Linked DNA regions of Homo sapiens: region 1 is linked to region 2. Evidence: chromatin loops called from intact Hi-C (ENCODE). Cell type or tissue: ovary. All regions are shown on one strand. Each heading gives the region's core, and the rest is flanking DNA. Links, peaks and the distances in the headings are about the cores only. Region 1 has its middle 45 kb from the start of LINC02072. Region 2 holds the start of LINC02073 (long intergenic non-protein coding RNA 2073).

Region 1 (9,752 bases), core at 911-8,910, 53 kb before region 2:
TGAGGGTTACCCCTGCACTGCTACTGCCATTGTGTGGCTTTGGCCAGCTATTTCCTCAGGGATTTGGAAACACAGAGGCCCCAGGAATGGCTCCCTTACCGACTGTTCTCCAAGGGCTCAGAGATGGTATGTTGTGGTGTCATGTTTCCCAAGCAGTAGTGGTCATAAAACATTTAATTAATTAATAATTAATTTTTTGAAATAGGGTCTCGTTCTGTCACCCAGGCTGGAGTGCAGTGGCATGATCATAGCTCACTGCAGATTCAAACTCCTAGGCTCAAGGGATCCTCCCACCTTAGCCTCCTGAGTAGTTAGGACTACAGGCATGCACCACCATGCCTGGCTAATTTTTAAAATTTTTTTTGTAGAGATGGGGTCTCACTATGTTGCCCAGGCTGGTCTTGAACTCCTGACCTCAAGCGATCCCCCTGCCTTAGCCTCCTAAAGTGTTGGGATTACGGGCATCAGCCACTGTGCTTGGTCTCATAAAGCATTTTGGAAATCATAGTGAAGTGATGTATAGCAACAGCAGTTTGAGTATAAATGTTCACTAATCAATCAATGTTGAAATCCTATATATATATGTAAATTATAGGAAAAAGCACTTCATATAACCTGTGCTCTAATAGATGTGCCTGTTGTGAGCTTCCACGATATCAAGTAAGTCCCCTGTCCTCCTTGCAATGAAAAAAAATCTTAAATACAAGTGATTAAACACAACTCAAACTAGCTTAACACAAAAGCAAGATAATTTCTTGGCTTCATCACTGGAAATGTGAAATATCACTGGACAGCTAATTGTAGGGCTCTGGGTCCCTCTCTCTTTCTCTCTACTTCTTGGACCAGTTGTCTCCACATGATGGGCAAGACGGCCCCAGCATCTCATGCTTAGCAACATCAGTGGAAAGAAGAGTCTTTCTGAATACCAATGGTAGAAAAGTTCCAGGGATATTCTCATTGGTTCACCTTTGGTCAAGTGTCCATTTCCAAACCAATCATTGTGGCCAGGAGGATGGGTCCATTTCCGGACCAATCATTGTGGCTGACTGACCTCTTGGAAAGGGTGGGTAGAACCAGCCTCCTTTATGTATCACAGAGAGAGAATACATTATTTGTTGAAAAGGAGAGTTCTGTTGCTGGAAGAAAGGGAAGAATGTGTGCTGGAGGACAAAAACAAGTACTTTAATGTTACAGCTTGCTAATTGTCCACTCTTGCTCTCCAAGGCAAGGATTCATGTCTATCTTGGCCACCACAGTAATCCCAGCACAGTGCTTGGCAAGTGGCCAATACTATGTATCTATGTTCTCATTAATGAATAAATGGACAAATGAATTAGGTACTTCAGCAAGTTAGTTGGCAAAATGTGCATCTTTATTGGGCCTTCCTGATAGTCATAGGTAGAACAAGCTTTTTTTTTTTTTTTAAGGAAAATCGAGGTGAAATTTACCGAATGTAAAAGTAACCATCTAAAAGTATACAACTCAGTGGTGTTCAGTGCATTCACAATTTTGTACAACCAGCAGTTATATCAAGTTCTAAAAAATTTTCATCACCCCGAAAGAAAACCCCATGCCTATTAAACAGTCACGCCCTACTTCCCCCTGGCAACCGACAATCTGTTTCTATCTCTGTGGACTTACCTATTCTGGATATTTTGTATAACATATTGTTCCTTTCTTTGGTTGTTTTTCTTTTTTTTTTTTTTGAGACGGAGTCTCATTCTGTCACCTCTGGGACCACAGGCGCATGCCACCACACCTGGCTAATTTTTTGTATTTTTAGTAAAGACGGGGTTTCACCGTGTTAGCCAGAATGGTCTCGATCTCCTGACCTCATGATTTGCCCACCTAGGACTCCCAAAGTGCTGGGATTACAGGCGTGAGCCACCGCACCTGGCCCTGTTTCTTAATGAAAACAACTGAGGCCGGGCACAGTGGCTCATTCCCGTAATCCCAGCACTTTGGGAAGCTGAGGTGGGTGGATCACCTGAGGTCAGGAGTTCAAGATCAGCCTGGCTAACGTGGTGAAACATCTATATTCCCAGCTACTCAGGAGGCTGAGGCAGGAGAACCACTTGAACCTGGGAGGTGGAGGTTGCAGTGAGCCGAGATGGTGTCATTGCACTCCAGCCTGGGCAACAGAGCGAGACTCCATCTCAAAGAAAGAAAAAAAAGAAAACATCTGAATGCATTTATGGGGTATTATTCTTACATTTACCAAACTGAAGAAAAATAATATTTCTAATATTTGGTTGCAAACAGCACACACCAGCTTGGGCCGGCTTAACTGAGAGAGTTCCTTCTGGAAGCCATGCCTAGTCAGGGGGTCTGGGGCCAGGGTCTGAAGACTTGCCAGAGTCTTGCACTGTCTTTTGTTTCTGTTTCTTTTTATCTATCAGTTTCTTCTTTTTCTGTTCAGACAGGTTTCCCTTGCTTTTTAGAACACATGGTAGAAGATGCCCTTTCCCCAGCTACCATTTTAATGTCCCTTCTGTTCCAGCCACATTCAGAGGCTATCTGGCTCAGGATCCCACTTCTCAATTTCTAGGAGAGGGAATCAATTGGTCCAGTGTGGACCAGTGTCCCCCCTTGTCCCAAACTGTGGGTCTTGGGGCAGGGCTATCCAGTCAGGTGACAAAGGAGCTTTATAGAGAGCAGAGGGTGACATGAGTCCAAGGCAGCAGAGAGAAGACCAGCAGCCACTCAAAGGCTAGGTTTCTCATCTGGAGACCTGCCTCTTGCTCAAAGCCAAAGGGCTGCTCTGGCCTCCCTCAGCATGGTTGTAATTGATTTTGCTTTAGTAGATTCCAGGACCCTTCTTGAGATAATAAAAAGGACTAACATAAAATTCTCCCAAACAAAATCAATTGCTTTCCTTTTTGCACCAGCATACAGAGGCGGTCTGCCATTCCTCTCACTGAGCAGACTCCAGAAGCATGGAGCCCAGGGCCCAGGGGAGGCGGGCTGCCTGGTGTGGAGGGCATTTGTGCCAGTGCGAGGCAGGTTTCAGGTGGCAGTCTGAATCACATGGGTCTGAGTCTCATGTCCGTCTTAGACCTTCGCCCCATTTCTTGGTGCAGGAGCTTTTCTACTCTCCTGACAGAAGTCTTTGCAGTTGACTGGCTTCCCAGTGCCAGAGGAAAGGGGCTAAGTAATGGTGGTGGCAGGTTAGAGGTAGAGATTCCCAGCTACTCTGTTCACAAAAGGCACCTTCTGGGCATTCAGGAGAATGGCTTCCACATCTTCAGGTGGTCTGTAAGCATCTGGCTGCTGCAGGCTCCCCTGACAGCTAAGCAGAAAGGGTTCTTTTCTGGGAGAGCAAGGACCAGGTGCTCAGCAGCATACCTGGAACTGTACTTCCAAATTCCAGGTGAGTGCCCGCCTCCAGAACAACCCAGCTGAGGTCTCTGTATACTCCACAGGTTGAGGAAGGAGAATGAACATATTTGGGAGCTAAGCCAAACTATATTTGGATTCCGGTTCTGTTGCTTCTTTGTTGTGTGGCCTTGGACAACTCCATCTCAGCGTCCTCATCTATAAAATGAGACTAATCATGTGTGTCTTTTGTTCTATTGATGCAAGGATCATATCAGGCCCAGAGCTTAGCTTGGTGGCACAAAAGAGTTATGCTTACCCTAAAGAAAGAAAAGCGATTGAATATATTATTGCATGGGGAATTAGGAGAAACACGTGCTGCTTTGGTTCATTTAGTGTGTCTCTTTAACAACATCTAAGCTCATATCTTAAATTGCTGATTGTCTCTGGGCAAGGGCCTTCAACTCTTTTGGCCTCAGTTTTCTCATCTGTAAAACGAGGCTATAAGATAAAACCATCCCTGAGGTCCCTCCTGGCAGAAAAGATCAGGTACATGGAGTCCTCCAGGACAGGAGCAAGAGCCTCCCAAATCCTAGCCAAGGCTGACCACTTATAAGACTATTAGACACTGAGGGTGCCTGGCTCTGACTCTAGCAGTCTGGAAAGACATAAATAAGCAGGGAGGGAGTGGTCCTGAAGAGCTGTTTTTTCAATGTATGTGAAGAGAAGAGGCTGCCCTGCCATTAGACTTTCCAGATTTTGTGCTTGGCTAATGTAGCTCAATGTTGCCAGTCCAAGACTTGTAAATTACAAAGTTTTTTTCCATACCAAATGCCAGTTGAATATGATATCAAAGGTGACTTGTTCATCTTGGCAACTTACAATGAGCGTAGAGAATTATCATTTCTATAATGACTTTTCCATGCGGTTTCAGAACAGAAAATCCAATATTGTGGAAGATAGTTGACCAGAGGAGCCCAGAGCAGCAGTATCACCATGATATGGCCATTTCTATGGACATCCATGAACTCTCATTTGTAATATTCAAGAAAAGGTTTGAGTGTGATGCAAGAGCCAATTTATTTGCTCCAAGGACAGCCCTGGCTTTATTTTATTATAGACGACATCCTTCATAAAGCCCAGCCCAGGGCAGTCATTTCCCCTGGGACCACAGGCTTCCTACAGGCCTCCTGGAGTAGACTGTGACATGGTTATAAACTCCTGTGTATGCCAGGTGACTGGTGGGCACTGCTAGGTGCTGAGTGAGGAGGTGGCACAGTGTAGAAAGAGAACATTGGAGCTCCCAGTATTAGTCCTGGCACATCTCTTTGCTGTGTGGTTTTGGGTTTCATCTCTCTGAGCTCTTCTTGGCCTATAACATAGGGAAGTAGCCCTGTGCTCCCTCCATCAAGAGACTGTCAGGAGAAAGATGTGAGATAATGTATGCTGAAAATGCTTTGTAGACTGTATATATATGAGTGGTATTCTGCTTATTGCAACCACGGTTGCTAGCTGATTATTATAGTTACTTGACAGTGGGGATACCAGCAGGCTTTGGGACAAAGAAGGGGATTCTGGGAGGAGTTGTGGGGCACTAGGGAAAGGCTGTTTACTTAGCTACACATTTTATCCGTGGTCACCCAGCTAGGAAGTGGTAGGGTCAGGTCTTAACCTTGCCTACACCCATGCAATCTCAAATTCCCTAGTTGTTTTTTAACTCTGTTCTGTGCAACCCTAGATTGTTCATGGGGACTTCAGGGAGATTCTGCAACTATCTGATTATCACTGTTTTAGGTGCTGGGGGACATAGCAGTGGTATTGTTACTTAATGGTCCCATGACAGGTCATGTACTAACAGGTAGAATTGGAACCCACATCCACCTCTGGCCCAGTGATATCCTTGGTTACTTTAGTTATTCCCAAATACGAACATGTAAAAGTGTCCAAAAATCTCATGCTCAGGGAAAGCCTCCAGACATTTCTGATGATGTAAGGTTCTTCTTCCTTCTCCCTTTTCTGGGGTTTGGTGATCTCCTGAAGAGCACATGTTCAAACATACTGGCTATAACTTCCTTTGGCAATGTGGGAGACCGCTGATTGAGAGCAGAATGCTTGTCCTTGCAAAGTTCAGGAGTAATTAACATGGTGAGAAGGGGAGGAGAGCAATTTGGATTTCATTGCTTGGCAGCTTTGCCCCTTGAGAATACTTTGTGGCTGGAGAAATGACCCTTTAGGCTCACTGTAGCATTTTTCTTTGAATAAATGACAAACATCCATCATGTAATACATCCCTTGCAACATTTCAGCCTGTCACTAATGACCTTATTGTAAAGAACATTTGATTTAAGATTTAAACCTTTCACGACACCCTCTCTTAGCTTGAATACATACATTTGAAATAAAATTAATATGGTTTTAGCCTGCGGTCAAGTAGTAAATTCATGACTTTTCTTGGCTTAAGAATCAGCAGTCTCCTCCCTACCTGCTTCTCCAATTCTTTAAAACAAATGTGCTTAAATCAACCCTTGCTGAGTTCTGGAAATATATTTAGATGGCTTCATCCATTTTTGACCAACTGATGGAATATTCTCTGAGGTGTCAAAGGAATTATTATCTTATTTTAGGAGTCAAGTTTGGAGCAGCAAGTGTCTGTTATTCTCTCTGATAGCTGCACATCAGATTCTAAACTGATGGTCCTGTGGCTGAGGAAAAATGATTTAACTCAGGAGAAAAGACAATGAATATTGTCGTGGTATCTGACAGTGTCTGTAAAGCTGAAGAAATGTTGTTGCTTCTATTAGAAACTTTACTTTTTTTTTGAGATGGAGTCTTGCTCTGTCACCCAGGCTGGAGTGCAGTCGCATGATATCGGCTCACTGCAACCTCCACCTCCTGGGTTCAAGCAATTCTCATGCCTCAACCTCCCTAGTAGCTGTGATTACAGGTGCCCACCACCATGCCCAGCTAATTTTTGTATTTTTAGTAAAGACGGGGTTTCGCCATGTTGGTCAGGCTGGTCTCGAACTCCTGACCTCAGGTGATCCACTTGCCTCGGCCTCCCAAAGTGATTGCAGGCATGAGGCACCACGCCGGGCCTAGAAGCTTTACTTTTCTATACATCCATCTGCAACAACTTAGTCCCTGCATTTTTAACCTATGATGGGAGAGATGTGGCTCTGACCTTGGTATCCTTTGCTTAGGATGTTCTAGTGTGTGTTGTAGTTGCTTCCTAACTAGGCCAGTTTCAGGGTTGCAGGCACATGCATGCAGCTTTCCTTTGCTTTTATTCCTGCCTGCAGAACTGTAGTCACTGAAACTTCTCCTGAGTTCCTGCCAGCTCCTTGAGGAGGTCTTCGGCACTGGATGTCAGTGGGTAGTGCAGGTGTCTTCCCTAGGAAGGAACTTTGTTCCTCACTGAAATGGGGAAAGTGTCTACACTTGCATCATGACTTTCCAAGTCCTGTGCCAGGCACTGTTGCAGGTGCTGGGCATACAACAGCAAACAAGACGGATGTGGCCTGTGGGCTCATAATGGTTCCGTCCAGCAGAGAGGTGGGTAAGCCGACAGGCAAGTGCTAGAGAAAGTTGATAAATGCTGAGAGGGAAGCACAGGATCCTGTGGGAACATACGGCAAGGAGAATTTACCTAGTGTGGGTTACTGGGAGGTCCTCTGGAGGAGGTGGCATTTATGCTGTGTGTGTCACACTGGAGCATGGAACATAAGCTGCAAAGCAAGGGTCTGGCTTCTGCTCACACCACCTTGCAGAGATTGTCATGGGGCTCTTATTCCAGCCAACTCCTCTTTCTGGGACTGTGGTCAGAATCACCCTACCTTCACCAACCTTTCCAGAAACATTCTCTTTCCAAAAGTTTATATATCACATTTTCTCTTAAGTTGACATCCCTACATCCCAGGAGGCCCCTGTTTCCTTTTTGCACACAGAACACTGATTCCTTAGATTTCCCAGATATGCCTAAACTGGCATCCTCTTAGTTGAGCCACTCAGATGGGAACCCCCTACCCCAGATGGAGAAAAGGGTACACACCTGGGAGCTCAGACCGGTTCAACGGTCAGGTTATGGGAAGGAGAAAAGACCAACACAAGCTCATCCGGGTCTAGGGAGGCGCCGAGTGAAGCCTCGGGCAGTGTTAGGGGTCATGGCCGTGCCCATGGACTGGCTGGATCTGAGAGACATGGCCATGACCATGCTGCCCCAGAGCACCAGCTCCTTCAGAGTGTGGACGCTGACCACGTGGTCCCAGGTAGGGAGGCTTTTGCGGAGTTTGGGGTGCGGCGCCTTTTCTGTGTAAAGGAAAACAGCCCAGCCTTTTAGAGTTTACATTTCACCAGAGTTAAATGTTTCCCTTGAGGTGGTTTTAGGGGCTCTGTTTCAGCCCAGAGCTCCTTCATAGACAGGCCATAAAAGGCCCCTGCCTGTGTGCCACTGGCCCGGGGAGTCTTCCCGAGGAGCCTCTTGAAGGGGCTCTCTGCCCGTGGCCTCCTCAGCCTTCCATCCTGCCTGGGGTCTGTTCTTGCTCCCCTCCCTCCGTTGCGGACTCTGGGATGTTGTCTCTTCCCTGGACTTCCAGCTACATTTTCATCCTGGAAACGCAGCCCTCGCTCTGAATCCAGCCCACTCCCATGCCCAGCCCCTTAACCCTGAGCCCCCAGCCCTGTCCTAAGCGTGGGGGTCTTTGCTCTGGAAAACACAGGACAGGCTTCTGGGGGGTGGGGTGTCGAGGAGATGGGGCCTGGAGAGACATTCATTGGTGACAAGAACTCCAGGTGAAAGTAAGGACCTGCGGTGAAAACCCAGATTGGAGTGAGATGGGTATGTGGGGTGGGGAAAGGGGGCTGGGCCACCAGAGAGTGCTGCTGCTGCGTAGTAAGCTGGACAGGGGCTCAGGCTCTGGAGCATCCAACGGGAGCTGAAGGGACGACCCCTGCATCCCTCGTGCCTTCCAAGATTGGGTGGAGAACAGATCCCCAGATCCGAGAAGCTGCAGCGCTGACCCAGATCCGAGAAGCTGCAGCGCTGACCCAGATCACTGGCGGGATCCATCCGCCATCCTTCCCCTCACATGGGCTCCTCTAGGCCCGCTCCCGCATCCCTTTCTGTCCCCTCCCACAACCACAGCGACTCTTCCCATAAACAACCGTGACCTGGTCATGCCGCCTCAGCCGCCTCCAGCATGGCCCGAGTCACCGTCACTCGCCCCTAGAGCTGGGGCAGTCCCCTGCAAATCTTCACCCGTTCACTCTGCCTTCTTCACGTCATTCTCCACACAACTGGAGTTTAATTCACGTTTCTTCTTCTTTTTTTTTTTTTTGAGACTGAGTTTCACTCTTGTCGCCCAGGCTGGAGTGCAGTGCTGCGATCTCGGCTTACGACAACCTCCACCTCCCGGGTTCAAGCGATTCTCCTGCCTCAGCCTCCCGAGTAGCTGGGATTACAGGCGCCTGCCACCACGCCTGGCTAATTTTTATATTTTTAGTGGAGACGGCGTTTCCCCATGTTGGTCAGGCTGGTCTTGAACTCCTGACCTCAGGTGATCCGCCCGCCTTGGCCTTCCAAAGTGCTGGGATTACAGGTGTGAGCTCCTGCACCCAGCCTAATTCCCATTTTAAAATGGAAATCTGCTTGTGCCACTGACAGTAGAATATAAACTCCCAGGCTGGCCAAGAGGCCCTGACAATGTGGTTTTGCCCACCTGCGCAGCCTCATCTCCTGGTCCTTGTCTTCCCTCAAGCCTGGGCCTGCAGATACCCTGGCCTCGGGTCCCACCGTTGTTTCCTGGCTTTGTTGCTGCCCCCTTTTCCTGAGAGGACTTCTCCATCTGAATGAGGAGCCACAGTGATGCTCTCCCTTACCAGCCTGTCTGTCCTTCATGGTACCATGCATGGGAACCATGAGTGTCTGTGTCACCCACTTAGCCCCATACTCTGTGAGGAAAGGGACTAGGCATGACTTATTCAATCTCCTTGAACAGGGCCTCACCCCAGTAGGCCCCCACATTTGTTGAACGACAGACTGATGTAATGGGAGACACTCTATTGCGCTGTCCATTATGGCAGCCGCTAGCCTCACGTGGTTATTGACATTTAAATTCACTAAAATTAAGTGAAGTTAAAAATTCAGGACCTCAGTCACACTATCCATATTTTAAGGGCTCAATAGCCACATGTGTCTAGTGGCTACTACACTGGATAGTGCAGAACATTTCCACCATTCCAGAAAGTTCTACCGGGCTGTGTTGCTAACAGGTGCGAATATCAGTCCGTTTACTTTGGTGGTTAAGAACTGTAACTTCAAGTTCTATGACTGAATTTAATATTTATTGCAAGCCCTTATCGGGCTGGGTGAAGGACACTTAATGAATGGTCTTTTTGGGGTCCTTCTCCCATTTCCTGTGGGGGATGGATTCTGGGATCTC
Region 2 (9,752 bases), core at 1,192-9,191:
CTGTATCTCCCAGAGCTTGCATTCTGGTAGGGGAGATAGGCTACATACATACTGACAGAGCAGGAGCACCGTCATCTCAGATAAACACTGCCACTTTAAGTTCCAGCTCCCTTTCTAGCCTCATGCATTTCAAGGAAATCACTTCTCTTCTAACAACAAGCAACCAGAAAGAGCAGACAGTAAAACACAGATAAGACAGCTCGGGCACAGAGGGAGGTGGGGAGAAAGTCTCTTGGGTAACTGCCAAACTTCACCCTCATACAATGGACCCGAGTAAAACAGTGGGCCTTAATAAGCACATTCCTTTCCCTTCAGGATGCCCTAAGATAGAGAAGCTAAAAGCAGACTCAGGGGTATGCTGCAGCTGCAGAAAGATGTATGAGAACAGACACAACTCTCCTTCCCAGAGAAGCACAACAAAGAGACACAGAAGCAGTCCAAGCCTCTGACAAACTCTCCCACCCTGAATCCTTAGAATCTCTTAGTCTGTAAGAGAGTGTGCTCTGACCTAACTCGGCCAGAAGCCACTCTCAGGTTTGCTTTCTCTAAAATATACCTCTCCTTGACTGTTGAGCCACCTTTCATGTTTCTTTCCTTTTTATTTAATTCTTAACACGTACTGGGTGCTAGATTTATCTAGATAAATAAAAAAAGATATAAATATAGATCTGTGTGTATTTAGGTTCAGGTAGTGATCAGTGCTCTGGACGGATACAGAGCAGGATGGAGGATGGCGTAATGGAGAGAAAGTTGTGTCTATTCAAACAGCCACTGACAGCTTCTCTGATGGGGCCACAGAACCCTGCAGTAAGGGAGGGGAGGGCAGATACCTGGAGGGAAGAAGAGCTTGTGCTGCTTTGTTGTTAGAACAAATCAAAATCACATGCTTGAAAATGCCTTGTATATGGACAAGTGTTATGCAACTGTAAGGTGGTGTTGTTATTGTTGACAGTTTTCGTTGCCCGCCCATCCCATACACCCTTATCCAGCCTGCCTCATCAAGGGATTAGCTGATCAATGCTTAGAAGGTTATTTGTCCAGAGTAATTGTGTTTTTTTCCCCCAAGTAGAGGGAATATCTTTGTTGATTCTTCTGATTATATAGTGATACATGCTCATTGTAAGCAAAATTCAAACAATACAGGCAATTAAAATTTCAAAGGAGATGCTTGCAACTGAGAAAGATCTGACTAAACAAGAGAATTAAAATGTATCACAAGCCATGTCCTGGGGGCTGCTTTGGGTGAAATATCTCAGGTGCCTGTCATCCTCTTGGTTATCCCAGTGGGGGAGGTGGTGCAGGGACTGGCCCAGGCCACAGTGCTGGAATTCAGACCCGGTGGACTCCACCCAAGTACCTGCTGCTTTCTCTACATCGTGCTGCCCTCCATGGATGGATATTCACAGATAAGGGCATGGGCGAAATGTTTTCAGCTTGCAGATAAGCAAGGGACTTGTCAGTGCCCCTCAGCATTGATCTTCTGCCTTCAGCTGGTCCCTGCATTTTGGGAAAGGAGATTGGAGGAAATGGCAATAGGACATTTAGGTTTTACACCTGTTTTCTGGCTCAGATGGCCTAGTGGGTATCATCCCTGTTAAGATGTTTTCTGTTACTGTTCATAGAAAAAGACAGAAGTAAAGTCTCCTAGTGAGGTTGGGGTGCTCACACTACTTGATAAGTGATCTCATCATTAAAGTACAAGACCTTCTAATAGGGAACGAGAGCTTAACTTTACCAAATCACCTGGAGTATAAGCCACAGACTCCTTTCTTTTGAAATAATAATGACTATTAGTTATTGACCCTATACTGTGTACCAGGCCCCATTCTAAACACTTTAAAATAATTAATTAAATCACAAAAACTTAGAAGTAAAATTTCAACCTTATAGGGTAGATGTACATTTAACTTATTAAGAAACTGCCAAACAGTTCTCCAAAGTTGGTTACAACCATTTTACATTCTTACCAATAAGTACGAGAGTTCTGGTTACTCAACATCCTCTTCAATGGTGTCTATCTTTTCCATTACATGATGTCTTTTTCATTTTATCAATTTAAGCAGGTATGTAGTGGTATTTTATCATGGTTTAAATTTCTCTGAAGATTAATGATGTTGAATATTTTCTCATGTGCTCATTATTTACGTAATTTGTTTTAAAATCTTTCTGATAGTTATTAATAAATAATTTAAGACTGAATTTTCCTCTAAGTATGGGTTTAGCCATATCCCAAAGAGTTTGAAAAGAAGTGATCTAATTTTTTTTAGCCCTAAATAATTTTATCTTTCTTGTTTTTTTTCTTTTTAGAGACCAAGGTCTTGCTCTTTTACTTAGGCTGGAGTGCAGTAGTGTGATTATAGCTCACTGCAGCCTTGAACTTCTAGGCTTAAGCTATCCTTACACCTCAATCTACCGAGCACTTGGGACTACAGGCATGCACCACTACATCTGGCTAATTTTTTAATTTTTATTTTTTTAGAGATGGGATCTTACTTTGTTGCCCAGGCTGATCTAAAACTCCTGAGCCCAAGTGATCCTCCTACCTTATCCTCCCAAGTAGCTGGGATTACAGGCTTGAGCCACTGTACCCGGCAATTTTGTCATTTTATTTCTAATAATTAAAAAAATTCCCGAGTTATTTAAAGGATAATTTTCAGGTTTCCCCAATGATTAAAATTTTTTGTTTGCTTATCTGTTAATTATTAGCTTCTGAATTTGCATAATTATAGTCAATTAGCATGACCTGTAAAATACTAACTTTTTAGAAAATAACATATGTGGTTAAGTACATGGTCCCTATTTTTAAGTCTTCTATGGGAATAAAGAATATATTTTATGGGACCTGGCATGGTGGCTCATGCCTGTAATCCCAGCACTTTGGGAGGCCGAGGCAGGGGATAACAAGGTCAGGAGATCGAGACCATCCTGGCTAACATGGTGAAACCCCGTCTCTACTAAAAATACAAAAAAATTAGCTGGGCGTGGTGTGGTGGCAGGCGCCTGTAGTCCCAGTTACTCTGGAGGCTGAGGCAGAAGAATGGCATGAACCTGGGAGGCAGAGCTTGCAGTGAGCCAAGATCGTGCCACTGCACTCCAGCCTGGGCAACAGAGCAAGACTATCTCAAAAAAAAGAAAAAAAAGAATATATTTTCCTTTTTAGTGTACATGGTTCTCTTTCTACATATCTATTAAATCAGGATTGATAATTATGTTGCCAAAATGATGTCTATACTTCTTTTGTCTGTTTAATCTACAAAATTTGAAGAGTGATGTTTTGGATTCTCACTGTGCTTTTTTTTTTTTTTTTTTAAATTGAATTTGCCTTGCATTTCTAAGAGCCTTTGCCTTGTAGATTGTTCACTGCATACATTTCATGACTATAGCTACTTCTTCATGGAGTGCCCTTTTATCATTAAGAATATCCTTTCTTTAAACTGTTTAAATTTTTGGCCTAACATTCTATTCTTAGCCCTTAATATCTCTATCCATGTTTCTTTTTGTTTGCTTTTGTCTGATACATGTTTGCTTATCCAATTGTTTTCACCTTCCCTGTATCATTTTGTTTTAGGTCCATCTCTTATAAATTGCATATAATTGGATTTTTGTTTTTCCAACCCATCCCCAAGGACCTTTATCATTTCACAGTGGAATTTAACCCTCTCACATGAATTTGGCATCCAGGAGGTTTGGTCTCACTCCTGCCATTTAATTTTATGCTTTCTGTTTATTACACTTTCTATTGGTTCCCTCATTTCTGCTTTACTTATTTTTGTTAGGTTGATAAAGTTTATTCCTTTTTCTTCCTCTCCAGTGAATTAGAAGTTCTAATATGAATTCATATTCTACTGTGTTTACATTTAATATACATAGTTAAATATATCTCTCCAACAATTACACAAGTGAAATAGTGATCTTGTCCCTCCAGTTTTGCCAGAATAATTTGGAATTTTAATTGCATGTTAACTTTTTTCTTAGAGCATGCCTCTTATAGTTTAAGAATCCATTTAAACTTCCATTGCAATTTCATGTCCCACTTCTATCATTTAGATTTAATTATTAATAAATGTTTATTCGATTGAATTATATGTGGGCATTTTTGGTCTCTTTGTTTATCTGTTTGAGGACAGGGACCATTAAAAAAAAGTTGTCTATATTCTCCCATAGCCTTACACATGGTAAGCAATTCACTACTATGATGTTGAGGACACAATTTTGACCCTCAAGTTTGACCTATTTTTGCCCCAACTTTGCCCCTTGTTAGTCACCTGAGCTTAACTAACATTACTGACCATCGGCTTCCTTAACTCTGAGATGGGTATTATAACGTTTTGGTGCCACAAAAGAAATAGCACTTGAATGTAAAATTTTCTTTTTAATTCTCAGCAAGGCAACGTATTTCTATAGAAAGGTGAGTCCTTACAGATGGAGCAACGGTGAGCACACACCTGGACAAGGGAGGGAAAGGGCTGTGGCCACTGCTGCTGTGTTGTTCCCCTATTGGCTAGGATTAGACTGCACAGGCTAAATTAATTCTGATTGGCTAATTTAAAGAGCGTGACAGGGCGAGTGGTTTGGTGGGAAAACGTGGTTATGCAGTGAGGAGGATGAGTCAGGGCAGAACAGGTGGCAGATAATTGGAATGTCAGGGTGGAGCAGTAATCGGAATGAGTCAGGGTGGAGCAGGTGATTGAAATGAGGGTGGAGCAGGTAATACAAAAAGGTTGCTTTATGATGAAGTTTAAAAGTAGAAGGCAAAGAATTGAATATACTGACATATTGATTCTTTGAAAAGAAATTTAGAACTCATATCTAATGGCATAACTTGGCAGGCTAGTTAATGAAGTTAAGATCAAATCTGCAAGAATTCTGAGAATCAGCTTGTGCAGCTGAAACTGCTGTTGCAAAATAATGACTGAGACAGTGAAAGAGATCTAACTTAACTGACTCCATCTTGCGTCTAACCTTTAAGCTGCGGTGTTCCTTCTTGGGTGTAGGCTGAACTAACTTAGGGAGGAACTTAGTTTCTAGTTTAAAACAAAGACGATGGCAGCCCTTTCCCAAAACAAACCTCCTTCTTGCCTGGGCACCAGACTGCCTTTGTAAGACTAATAAATTACATAAGATTATAAATTATGGTTTAGGAATCATGTGGCTGGAGGCTACAAGATTCTGAGCCTCCCTAAACTGTTACTAAGATCACTGCTTGAGATATTTTGCAGACCCTGCACTTGATGGATCAGCTGACACCACCCAGATTGATAAACTGGTTCATCTGATCTTGTGGCCGCCACCCAGGAACTGACTCAGCACAAGAGGACAGCTTCAGCTTCCTAAAATTTCATCTCCAACCTAACCAATCAGCACTCCTGGCTCACTGGCTTACCCCCACCCACCAAGTTGTCCTTAAAAACTCTGATCCTTTGAGTAATAATAAAACTCCGGTCTCCCACACAGCAGGCTCTGCAGTGAATTACTCTTTCTCTATTGTAATTCCCCTGTCTTGATATATCAGCTGTGTCTAGGCAGCGGGCAAGGTGAACCCATTGGGCAGTTACGCAGCTGCTGGATGAACAAATAAATGTGTGGAAAATGAAGAAAAACCGAGAGTCAAAGCTTACAGACTCTGCGATGTGTCCTGGATGCAAAGGCCACCTCCTGGAGTTTTTGCTACCTTTGCTTTTCAGCTGAAAGTATTTTGGGTGAGCTCAGCCAAGAGGTGGCTGCAGATTGTAGGTGGAGATGCTGGGGAGTGTGTGGGGTTTTGCGATTTTCCAAGCTCTAGATGTACAGCCAGGGGAGCCCCTATGCAAGACTCAGCCTACTCACCACGTGGGGCGCTGTGCAGTCATGATATTTACCAGCAGTCAATCCGGTAGGGAGCCTCAGAATGGTGAGTTGGACTTGGCAAGGGCATGCTTGGCTTTCAGGGAGTTTGTTTGCACAGTCAGATTGATTTCTGCTCTCCTGTGACCAGAGGACACCGGTGCTTATCTTGGTCCCCTCTCCACCCTTTGTTTGCCTGACCCCTTGGCTCCCTTTTTAATACTTTAAAATTTTAAGGTTTTCCTTTACTAAATATCACAGAATTTTTTTTATTTTTTCTTCTTTTTTTAAATCTGGGAGCTTACCACCCAAGCTGGCCCAGCCTGATGTTTTTTTTTGCTTTGTATTTTCACAAGGATGAGATAAGTCCCCATGATCTCTCCTGGGTTTTTTGCTGGTGCTGCTTGTTAACTCGAGTAACTCTCGGCATTTTCTTTGCTTCCTTTCTCTGGCATTTCTGCCAAAGTGTTTCTGAACGTTCAAGGCCTGAGTGAGGTTGAGCTAGATTGTCTCTTAGATGTGCCTCATCCAAGGCTTCCCTTCACACCCATGCTGGGCTTAGTACCAAGGGGTGGTCCATCCTTTGCCCTATCTGAGATCTCTTCCCCACTTTAATTAACTTTTTAGTTTGAATTTTCAGGAAAGTTGTAAAGATAGTGCAGAATTCCCAAATGTCCTTCATCCAGCTTGCTTTGCTGTTCACCTTTTTTGGTACAATACTATTAATTACAGACTTCAGAATTCACCAGCTTTTCCACGAATGTCTTTTTTTCTGTTCCAGGAACCAATCTGGGATCCCATGTTGTGTGTAGTTGTCAGAGGTCCTTAGCTTCCTCCCATCTGTGACAGTGTCTCAGTGTTTTATTGCTTGTGATGATCTTGAAAATTTTGAAGAGTGCCCCATTTTAATATATGGGAACACAAGCTTTACTGCATTTGGAAAGGAGGAAGAGCAATGTATTAATTCCTTTCTGCCTTCTCAGAGAAAGTCTGCTCTTGTCTAAGCCATTGTTCTGGTAGCAGCATCAACACTCTCAGAAGCGTTTTTGTTTTTCTTTTTTTTTTTTGAGACAGTCTCGCTCTGTTGCCCAGGCTGGAGTGCAGTGGCACGATCTTAGCTCACTGCAAGCTCCGCCTCCTGGGTTCACACCATTCTCCTGCCTCAGCCTCCCGAGTAGCTGGGACTACAGGCGTGCACCACCACTCCTGGCTAATTTTTTTCTTTTTTTTTTTGTATTTTTAGCAGAGTTGGGGTTTTGCCATGTTGGCCTGGCTGGTCTTGAACTCCTGACCTCAGTTGATCCACCTGCCTTGGCCTCCCACAGTACTGGGATTACAGGTATGAGCCACCGTGCCTGGCCTCAGAAGCTTTTTATAAAGCGTTTGGAGCAATGAATTTTCTTCCCCATCCAGAAGTTTGACTAGGTGATATGTAATTTTTTTTTAAATGTTTTATTTCCATAGGTTATTGGGGGAACGGGTGGTGTTTGGTTACATGAGTAAGTTCTTTAGGGGTGATTCGTGAGATTTTGATGCACCCATCACCTGGGCAGTATACACTGCACCCTATTTTGTAGACTTTTATCTGCGTGACCCTGACTTAGTATATAAACAAGGAATGCATGGAGTCGACAGGTTAATGATGCCCCTGGGTAATGTCATATATGGTTGTGCCCACATTCCTTATAGGTACATAGCTGAGCTAGAATTTGCAAAAACTAGCATTTATTAATTTTTTTGGCAGGGGCCACCCCTTTAGCACCTGGGAGCACATATTCCGCCCCACCCGCCACTCCCCTGCTCGCCTCTGTGGGGATGCAAATTCTAAATTAGAGCACTAGCAATGGCAGTCCAGATGTCACAACTCAAAACACCAAGAACAGACAGAGCCATCTTTATCTAAGTGTGACACCTGGATGTGTCTCAGCCGAAAGAACCCCCAGACTCCCCCACATCAGAATACTGGGAAGTCTGGTTACAGTGAATGATGAGGACCCCTTCAGGGATGGGAGGATACAGCAAAGGATCACAGGAGCCTGGGAGGGAGATGGAGAAGGGGAAAGGCACGAGCAACAACTCTTCTCCCTATTCAGAGCCAATGTGTGTGGACAGGTGTCTCGAGGTTGGCTGAACTACCCCTTTCTCTGGTTCTCTGCTTCCCCTAAAGGCATCTCTGGCTGGCTGCTCAGGAAAGGGAGGCTCTAGAGTAGATGACTGACCTGATTTTCCAGACCCCAGAAAGATCTCTGGGACTGCACGGTGGCCTGACTTGGTGTTTGGAATGGGTGGCAACGCTTCTGGATAGGGGGAGATCATTAGTATTTTAGTGGAAGAGGTGCTGATGGGCTGCAGAATCCTTTGTTTGTCCTGGCTCTACCACCAACATGTGGTGCGGCTCTGGTAACCCACCATTTTTAATTTCCTTGTCTGTAAAAAAAAGGGAAGGGGGGAGGCTAGATGAGATAATTCCAAGATTCCTTCAAACTCTAGCACATTAGGATTCTTGTTTAGCTCTGTCACACCCAAGGTAACTTGACTCACCCCCTATTAGAGGACTCACTCTTTTCCTCGTGTGCCGTGATGTGAAAACTCTTGGAAGCCTCGTGGTGCCGGCAAGCATGCCTTGGGGCCCTCTGGCATCCATGTCTCATTCCTAACAGCGCCTTGGTATCCTTTGGGATAATTACCTTTTGTCCAGTGTCTTTAGTCTGGAAGATCTCTGACTTCCAATAAACATGAAGGGGACATGTGACCCAAACCCTGCCAAAGAGATGCTTTTTTCCCTAGAATTTGAACCTTGAGCAAATGCGAGAAGGTTGCAAACGTCATCCATTGGTGATGCCTGGACCTGCCACTCCTGCGGTAGGACCATTTCTGTTCTTCCTGTCTCCAGGAACTGTCTGTGCCCCCTAGCAGCATCCAGGCCTGGGTCCCAGCCTTCCAGTGGATTCCCAGAGCCTCTCCTTCCCTGGTATCCCTTTTTGCTTAAGTTAGGCAAAATCACTTTCTGTTGTTTGCAACCCCATTGTGGCAAGAAATGTGCTCTGTGTTTCAGAAATTTCTGGAAGTGCTGGGAAATGCAGGCCATGCCACCCAGTGACATTCAGGCTCTGGAGTGAAGAGACCTAAGCCAAATTGGATGTGACATCTAGTGGCTCCTTTGCTTATTGGTGTCCTTGGATAGGTCTCCCAAACTCCCTAAGCCTGTTTTCTTTTCTATAAAATGGAGATAATATTGAGCCACACAGAATGGCCATAGAGAATGAAGAAACATACACACAGTCAGTTCTCAATCATCATTGGCTTTGATTGTGATTACAATAATGAAAGCTTGGATAATAGTGCTGTGTTGGATCTCATCTGTCTCTGGGGTCCCCAAATAAGGAGCAGAGACTGAGGATAATAATAATGATGATGACAACAAAAACATGGCACTCTTGTATAGTAGTAAGTATATCCCGGGTACTGTCCTAAGTGCTTTATGTATTAACTCACTCAATCCTCACAACCTCCTTATGTGGTAATGTACTCTTACTACCTCTGCTTAACAAATAGGGCATTGAGGCATAGAGTAGCTAACTTGTTCAAGGCCTCCAGAAGTTATTGGTCTGCTCTGATGTTTTCTATCTGACAGAGAGAAGGCTGAGCAGACAGGCCAACATCACACACACACTGCAGAATTCATGTGCTTATGTGCTTTCTCTGCATGCCTTTCCTGGTCTTGGGGAGGGCCTCATTGCTGCAGTGGGGAAGGGAGATGCTTCATCAGTAGGCATGACTCATAGCCGAGCCTGTGCTCCTGGATTTGTTCTGAAGTGAGATTCTATTGTGTTTATTGCAAACAGACAGGCAGCTCCGTTTCCTGTTGGTTCTGTTTCCTTCCTATTAAATTACTGAACTGTGAGGACTGGGGAGGGCGGGTAGGAAGG

The links. A loop is a pair of places that touch in the nucleus more often than their neighbours do. Peaks named below come from ENCODE experiments on the same cell type or tissue, not always from the same donor. Only the 100,000 strongest peaks of a DNase experiment are listed, where the experiment ranks them.
Region 1: a loop joins it to region 2, with 6 times the contacts of the local background. A loop is called at or near these places in 5 of 110 quality-filtered maps.

The regions. Positions count from the first base shown.
Region 1 is chr17:51,376,985-51,386,736 of GRCh38, forward strand. No RefSeq gene overlaps it. Among named protein-coding and RNA genes, the nearest start is that of LINC02072, 45 kb to the left of the region's middle. In ovary, for the core only: no CTCF peak of the experiment used is centred there; no DNase peak of the experiment used is centred there.
Region 2 is chr17:51,429,998-51,439,749 of GRCh38, forward strand. LINC02073 (long intergenic non-protein coding RNA 2073) reads left to right here and starts at 5,430. Exons shown (of 3, transcript NR_146897.1): 1 at 5,430-5,699. In ovary, for the core only: no CTCF peak of the experiment used is centred there; a DNase peak (open chromatin) is centred at 5,831.